Linked DNA regions of Mus musculus: region 2 is linked to region 1. Evidence: chromatin contacts called from ENCODE Hi-C data. All regions are on one chromosome and are shown on one strand. The core of a region is the stretch at or near the end of the contact, and the rest is flanking DNA. Distances in the headings are between cores, read along the strand shown.

Region 1 (3,138 bases), core at 189-2,688:
CTGCATTGAGGAATTGTAACTGGGAATTATAAACCAAATAGATGTCTCCGCAATGTTGCTTCTTCCAGGGTATTTTGTCATAGCAACAGATATAAAATTAGTATGCATTATGACATTTTCATCTATGCAATACTTTTTATGAATTTTTTGATAACTTAAGATTTTATTTTATACTTTTGTGTGTGTGTGTGTGCGTGTACATGTGTGCACATGCATGCTCACTTAATTGACTTTCATTATGCTTGTGAGGGGTTGTTTATCAGCTCATTGATGTAAATGCCTATTCTTCTCCCGAGCAACAGTTATAGCCTATAGATCCTCAGCATAGGGCAGGGCCACTACATGGCTTAATATCACATAAGTCTATGTGTGGTTTTCTCTACAAGAAATGACAGGCATGTATAGAAATCTGGAGCTATCTGAACCACTTCTGCACCAAATACTCAAACCTTTAGGGTCCTCAGTTCCCTGACACTTGAGTTACAACACTCTTTTGATTTTAGATGGCTCTTTTGCTACCCCTGAATAATAGCTCACCAGCCACATTCCTTCCAACGCCCACTCCCCAAACCCACGTCTAGCCCTTCCAGCAAAGCATCAACTCTGCTCCAGTATTCCAGCTTTTAACCAGTGAATCAGTTTAACCAGTGAACCCTTGCAAAATCACGCAGCCATCTGTATTCGAGACCTCTCCTTTTCTGTGTGTGCCACCAATGGAGATGCTGGGTGCCATGCTCCCGCCTCCCCGACAGGCCTTGCGGAGTTTTGCATGACTTTGCATGGCATGGAGATATTTGTGAACGTGTAAGTTACATCATAGCAGAACTGGCTGCCAACGGCTTAGCTGGGTCCCAGAAACTGAGTCAGGAGCCAGGAAATTTGCTTTTCTGTGTAGCTCATCGTCGCAGTGACTCATCCCACCCTCCCTGGAACGCTCCATGGCCAGATGCTGTGTGGGGCTCTGAGTATTAACAGTAACAATGGCAGCAACCACAGCGATGCTGTCATCCTTACAATGTGATGAACACCGTTCTGTGGCTGTCGTGGGTTAGAGCTGTCCTGATCCCCAGGTACATCTCTGGTCTATTCATCCTTGCAGCCGGCTACCAAGATCACAGAGGGGATGTCTCTGGAGACAGAAGGGATGATGTTAAATATTACCTACCCTGCTCCCCTTATCATCTCTGGATCCCTGGGATGACTTGGGCATCTGTGGGCAGGGATAACGAGAACTTGGGCATCTTGTGGGCAGGGATAACCTTGCAGTAGATCCTTCAGCTGCCGCTCAGTATCAAGTGGAGGGGTGAGTATGCAGTAGCTACACTGAGGTGGGTACTGGGTAGGCATGGGTGAGCTGTGAGACAGTGAACCTTGCCTGGCTCTGCCCAGCTGGCCAGAGCTTCCTACCCAGCCCCACTCTGCTCCCTAGACTGCCTCAGGCTTCCGACTTCCCTAGACCAGATGTCTGTGGGATGAATGAATGTTGATAAGCCTGGAGGTTGAGCTAAGGGGCTCCAGAAACTCCCTGCAACTTGCCTGGCAGGCGGGTGTGGGGAGACAGGGAAGAGGTCTGCCTGGAGCCCTGCCCACCATCAGCAGCCCAGGTGCTGTACAATCAGACTGAGTCTCCTGACCCAGGCAGACCAGACTCAAGGTTAGCAATGACCTACCCTCCCTGTGGCAAGGTATGGCCGTGTTTCTCAATCAGCCATTTCTGGCTCTCTGTCTACCTCACTGATCTACAGTATAGCTGTAAACTTTATCCACAGTGCCTGGCTCCCTCCCCAAGGCAGGGTCATGGTAATGAATCTTTCCTAATGTTCTTCATCCTCTTTATGAACTACCCTACGTCAGAGCTACGTCTCCATTTGGCAGATGGAGAAGATGAAGAAACCAAGGCACAGAGGGAGGGGTTAAGGAACACGCCTCGGGGTCTAACAGTGAGCAGGTGGCAGAACATGCCTTAGCTCCTGCCTGAAGCGATACCACGGGGATTAAGTGTGACAACACAGGCAGTGTGCTCAGGGCCTGCCATAAGGCATTCGTACATGCTGTCTGACTCAGCATCACTGTTACTGGCTCTACGCTCCCTCACTCATTCATCTGCCTTGCCAGGAAGAAAGGAGGCCGTTTGTCCTCCTTATGGTCCTGATGCTGGCTCGAGGCTCATTCAGCCAGGTAAACCCTGGCCTGCAGGCAGCCTGTGGGTAGAGCTCATGCACGTGAGACATGACGCAAGGTGCTTGCCTGGGATGGCTGTGCCCTGACCCCCTGAATGGACTCTCTCAGGCCAGAATCTAGAACCTGCCCCATTACCTCTGTCCCCTCTGCCCTGCCCCTCCAGGCCATGTTGTACCCAAACATTCTCTCTGGACTCTCCAAAGTCACCCTTGCAGGTGACTTCAGAAGCAACTTCTGGATGAAGCAGACCAGAACCGTGTTAATTAGGCCCAAGGGGACCTGCTGGGAGCCACCATCTGGAAAAGGTGCTTGTGAAGCCACTGGACACTGGCCAAGCCTGAGCAAAGGCTCGGAGATCAGAGACTGCAAGCCTGGTATTTTTCTGCAGTTTTCCCAGGACATAGACCCCATCTTGTTCTAAATCTAGGCTGGCTTTATGGTGCCCCCCCTCACCCCACATGTGATGGCACAGGTCTCAATGGACTTGCAGTGTCTATATGCCTCTCAAACGAGGACCCCGAGTTTTCCATCTGACTCAGAGTCCTCCATGTCAGAAAGGAGAGGCCACATGAGGAGAGAAGGCTAGCCTTGGACTCACTCAGGAGTTTGCCTAAGTGGACTATCAGTAAATAGGGTCAGGGGCCAGTCCAGTAGGTACTCATAGAGAAATGATAGTTTGTCTAAGCCACCAAGGTTTTTTTTTGGGGGGGGGTTTGGATACAGCAGTATGTCCCTGTCTGGAGACAATGCTCAGAGTCAAGTCAAGCATGTCCCCACAGGCAGGGTCCCATTCTCTAGGAGTCTAAGGTGAAGGAGAGAGACCGTGGTGGCCGCAGGCCTTGGATTGGCTATGGTTGGTCCTTAGGCCTGTGCCCAGGCTCTTTCAGGGAATGGTCTGTCCTGGTTCCTATATTTGTGTCTGAGAAAGGACCTCTCTCCCTGAAGTCCTCCTAGGCT
Region 2 (3,313 bases), core at 518-3,017, 270 kb after region 1:
GGACAACCTTAAGGTTCTCTCCCAAGTATGGAAGGCCAAATTCAGGGTTCTGGATCCCACAGGAAGAGGAGCTCAAGCAGTCATACCTGTTCAGCTGCACTGTCCCTTCATGACCCCAGAGCAGGGACGGGTGGCTACTTTGGCAGGAGGCAGCAGCCCTCGTTTTGAAGGCACTATGCTAACTGGGTCAGAACCCAGGCATGGGAAGATCAGTGAACTCTCTTCAGAACTCAGTCAGGCACCAGAATAGAGGCGCCCAAGAGAAATCTAATAGGATCCACGCATGTGGTTTTAAATCTCTGATAACCAGCTCATAAAAGCAAAAGGAAGCAGGTGAAACCATCGGTAATAGCATCCCTTAGTTGGCTCAACACACGAAAAACATTATCAACTCAACGCATAATGAATCCCAAGGAATTATTCATAAGCTCTCCTGCATTCCCTTTCCTATACAAAATCACCAAAACCCGGTGTGTATCTCGCTGACCCAGTTCCTGGGGCTCCGTGGCCACCGCATGGGACACAGAAGCCAAGGCTCACCTCTGCCACCGAGTTCAAAGACACAGTCTCCTGTGAACTCTTCCAGCGCACACATCTGGAAATCAGGCAAGGGTTCTGGGCAGGTCCATGGGTGTCTTAGGATGCCGTTGTTGTTTGTCCTGGTAGTAAGATGTTTGATCTCTCTGCCTCCACCTCTCTCTCTCTCTCTCTCTCTCTCTCTCTCTCGTGTGTGTGTGTGTGTGTGTGTGTGTGTGTGTGGTGTGTGTGTGTGAGAGAGAGAGGTGGGGGAGAGGTAAGAGAAGAGAGAAGAAGGGAGAGGACAGAGGGACACCTTGGCCTTTAATGGCCAAGCTAGCTCCTGGTTTTGAGACAGCTTCTGTTTGGCCCAGGGCTTGCTGGTTAGCCTAGGCTGGGTGGCCAATGGGCCTCCAGAAGGGTTCTACTTAACTCCATCTCCCCAGTGTTGGGATTAAGAGAACATGACACTGAGCTGGGTTCTTTGTAGTTTTGTAGGTTCTGGGCATTGAACTAAAGTTCTCCTGCTTACATGGCAAGCCTTCACTGCCTGAGCCATCTCTCCAGCCTGCCTCAGTTTCTTCCTATAGAAAATAAGAACAATCCCGGACTTCCTTGAGATTGTCTGAGGAGGAAGGTCACTTCCTTCTGTCCAGAGGGTGAGGGCAGGTGGGGCTTGAGCACCTCAGAGCTGCTCCCACCAGTTCCCACCGTGCCCCCCTCCCCTGGTTCTTCCAGCGTCTGCTCACACCTGCAGTTCCAGCATTCTCGAGGTGGAAGGGTCAGAAGTTCCAGGTTATCCTTGGCTACATAGCAAGAAATGTGTCAAGGAGACTGAGATGGCTCCCTGGCTCCAGACATGAACACCACAGAGAAGACCGCAGTCACAGAGCAGAAAACATACAAAACTAGGCGCTTGTGGAAATGTGGTTCATATGACGGGCCTGTCCAGTGTATCGACACTTCAAGCTCTGTGAGCCCACGGAAGACTTAGGCAGTCCTGGGATAGCTTTCTTTACTGTCTTCAGTTTAAAGATGAGAAAACAGAGGCACAGAGAGGTGAGGTATTTTGTCTGATGTCACACAGCTGGAGAAGCTTGTGTAGAGCATCATCAAGATGCCAACCTTTCTCTGCCACCCTTGAAACTTAAAAGTCTGTTGTTACCTGGAAACAATATCCAAGGAGATGGCAAAGTTGGGAGGCGGCTCAGTAACTGACAATGGGGAGACAAGATGCTGTCTGGCACCATCACAGTTAGTTGGTCCAGATGGTGGAAAGCCTGTATCCAATACCTGGAGTGGTGGGAACAGGAAGAGGTGAGGACAGACAGGTGAAATTTCTCAGTAATGGTTCTGTGAAGGGGGAAGAAGGGGTGTCTCGCTCCACCCAAAGGGAGGGCTCAGGGAAGGGAAGCCTATGACTTCATCACTGGGCCCACGCCAATGACATCACCAGAAGGGCAAGGAGCCAGGCTCAGCAAGTTATTTATGGAAACGGCTGGCGGCCAGGCACAGCTCCTGAGCTGTTTCAGATGTGGTTGGATAAAGCTTCCAGCTGGCCCAGTGGGGCCTCCAAGGCCTGCAGGCAGGCGGAGGAGGAAGGCTGGAGGAATCCAGCAGCTGGGGGCAGGGCTCCAGCAGAGATCATCAGAGTTCCAGGCTTCTTCCTTCTTGGGATCTGCTCATCTCTACCCATGCTCATCAAGGGCTTCCCTGCAGATCGGGCTGGCTGAACTCAGAGAGGACAGCATGTGTGTCTGCCTTCGTGTGCACCGAGGGCATGTCTGTGCACAAGACTGTAGTATGGGCTTGCCGGTCCATAGGGACACACACTCTGCTCCCTTCCACACTGGTACCTTGAGTGGTCCTGAGTGAGTATACAGATCTGTGCCTCCTTGCACGTGTATGTGCATGCGTGCATGGGGGTTGGGAGGCAGAGTGCCCAGGGAGAGCGGGGAGGAGAAGAGCCGCCCGGGAGCGAGATCACAGCAGGAAGCTGGGGAAATATCATTTCAGCCCAAGATCCAGAGGCACTTACAGAAGCTTCAGCAAAACCAGACAAAACTTCCTTTCAATCCATTTATCAAAACTGCCCGCAGCTCCGCTTCGGAGCAGGTACAACAAGAATAAAATATTGAGCACAACCAGCAACCGCGAGACTGGAGGAGGCCAATAAATAAGAAGTTACTGAGGAGCTCGCCCTGACCCTGACGGTTTGCTTTGCCGGTCCCTCCACCTATCTCGTCCTGTGATCTTATGGGTGATGGCAGGAGGGAGGATGGCAGGGGCCCCACTGGGGTGTTTTTGATGAGCTGGGGATATGAGAGTAACTCAGCCCTATGAAGACAAGCTTCAGTGAGGCAGCTGCAGGAGCTCTTCTCACATTTCTTGGGCTGGCTAACTGCCTTCCTTCTCATAATCCCCTGAGGATGGGCTGGAGAGCTGGCTCAGTGGGTAAAGATGCTTGCAGACAAGACTTACTCCCTGAGTTCGATCCCCTGGAGCCACATAGGAGAACTGACTCCTGCCTGTTGTCCTCTGACCTCCACATGCAGATGCTGGTATGCACACTGACACACACAAATATGTGTAGTAAAGCTTTTCAAAATTCTCCAAAAGGAAACTGAATCCATGCAATCTTGAGTGGCCTGGTTGTTCAAGAGAGCATTGAAGTGAGAATAGGGTCAGGAAGCAACCAAGGGGCTTGAACTCAGTCCCCAAGCTAAGACCCTCCATTCCCATGCCCTGTTATGTGCACCTTTTAGATGGTAAGTGGAGGGATGGACATGCATCCGGG

Evidence for each region. Hi-C counts contacts between places; a loop is a spot of excess contacts on that map.
Region 2: a loop to region 1 is called in a map of left cerebral cortex, with 2.5 times the contacts of the local background. The contact joins the promoter of 1700092K14Rik here to the enhancer-like site in region 1. A Hi-C loop is called at or near these places in 1 of 37 maps with a recorded cell type or tissue (left cerebral cortex).

What each region holds. Positions count from the first base shown.
Region 1 is chr11:113,926,544-113,929,681 of GRCm38, forward strand. All of the region lies in intron 2 of Sdk2 (sidekick cell adhesion molecule 2), which reads right to left. Among named protein-coding and RNA genes, the nearest start is that of Gm51929, 110 kb to the right of the region's middle. Within about 2 kb of position 1,439, at least 1 of the 3 ENCODE cell types and tissues checked has a DNase peak (open chromatin) inside an H3K27ac peak, as active enhancers do; it is left cerebral cortex, where a contact is called at or near this core.
Region 2 is chr11:114,196,491-114,199,803 of GRCm38, forward strand. 1700092K14Rik (RIKEN cDNA 1700092K14 gene) reads left to right here and starts at 1,768. Exons shown (of 3, transcript NR_045930.1): 1 at 1,768-1,833; 2 at 2,236-2,387; 3 at 2,533-2,709.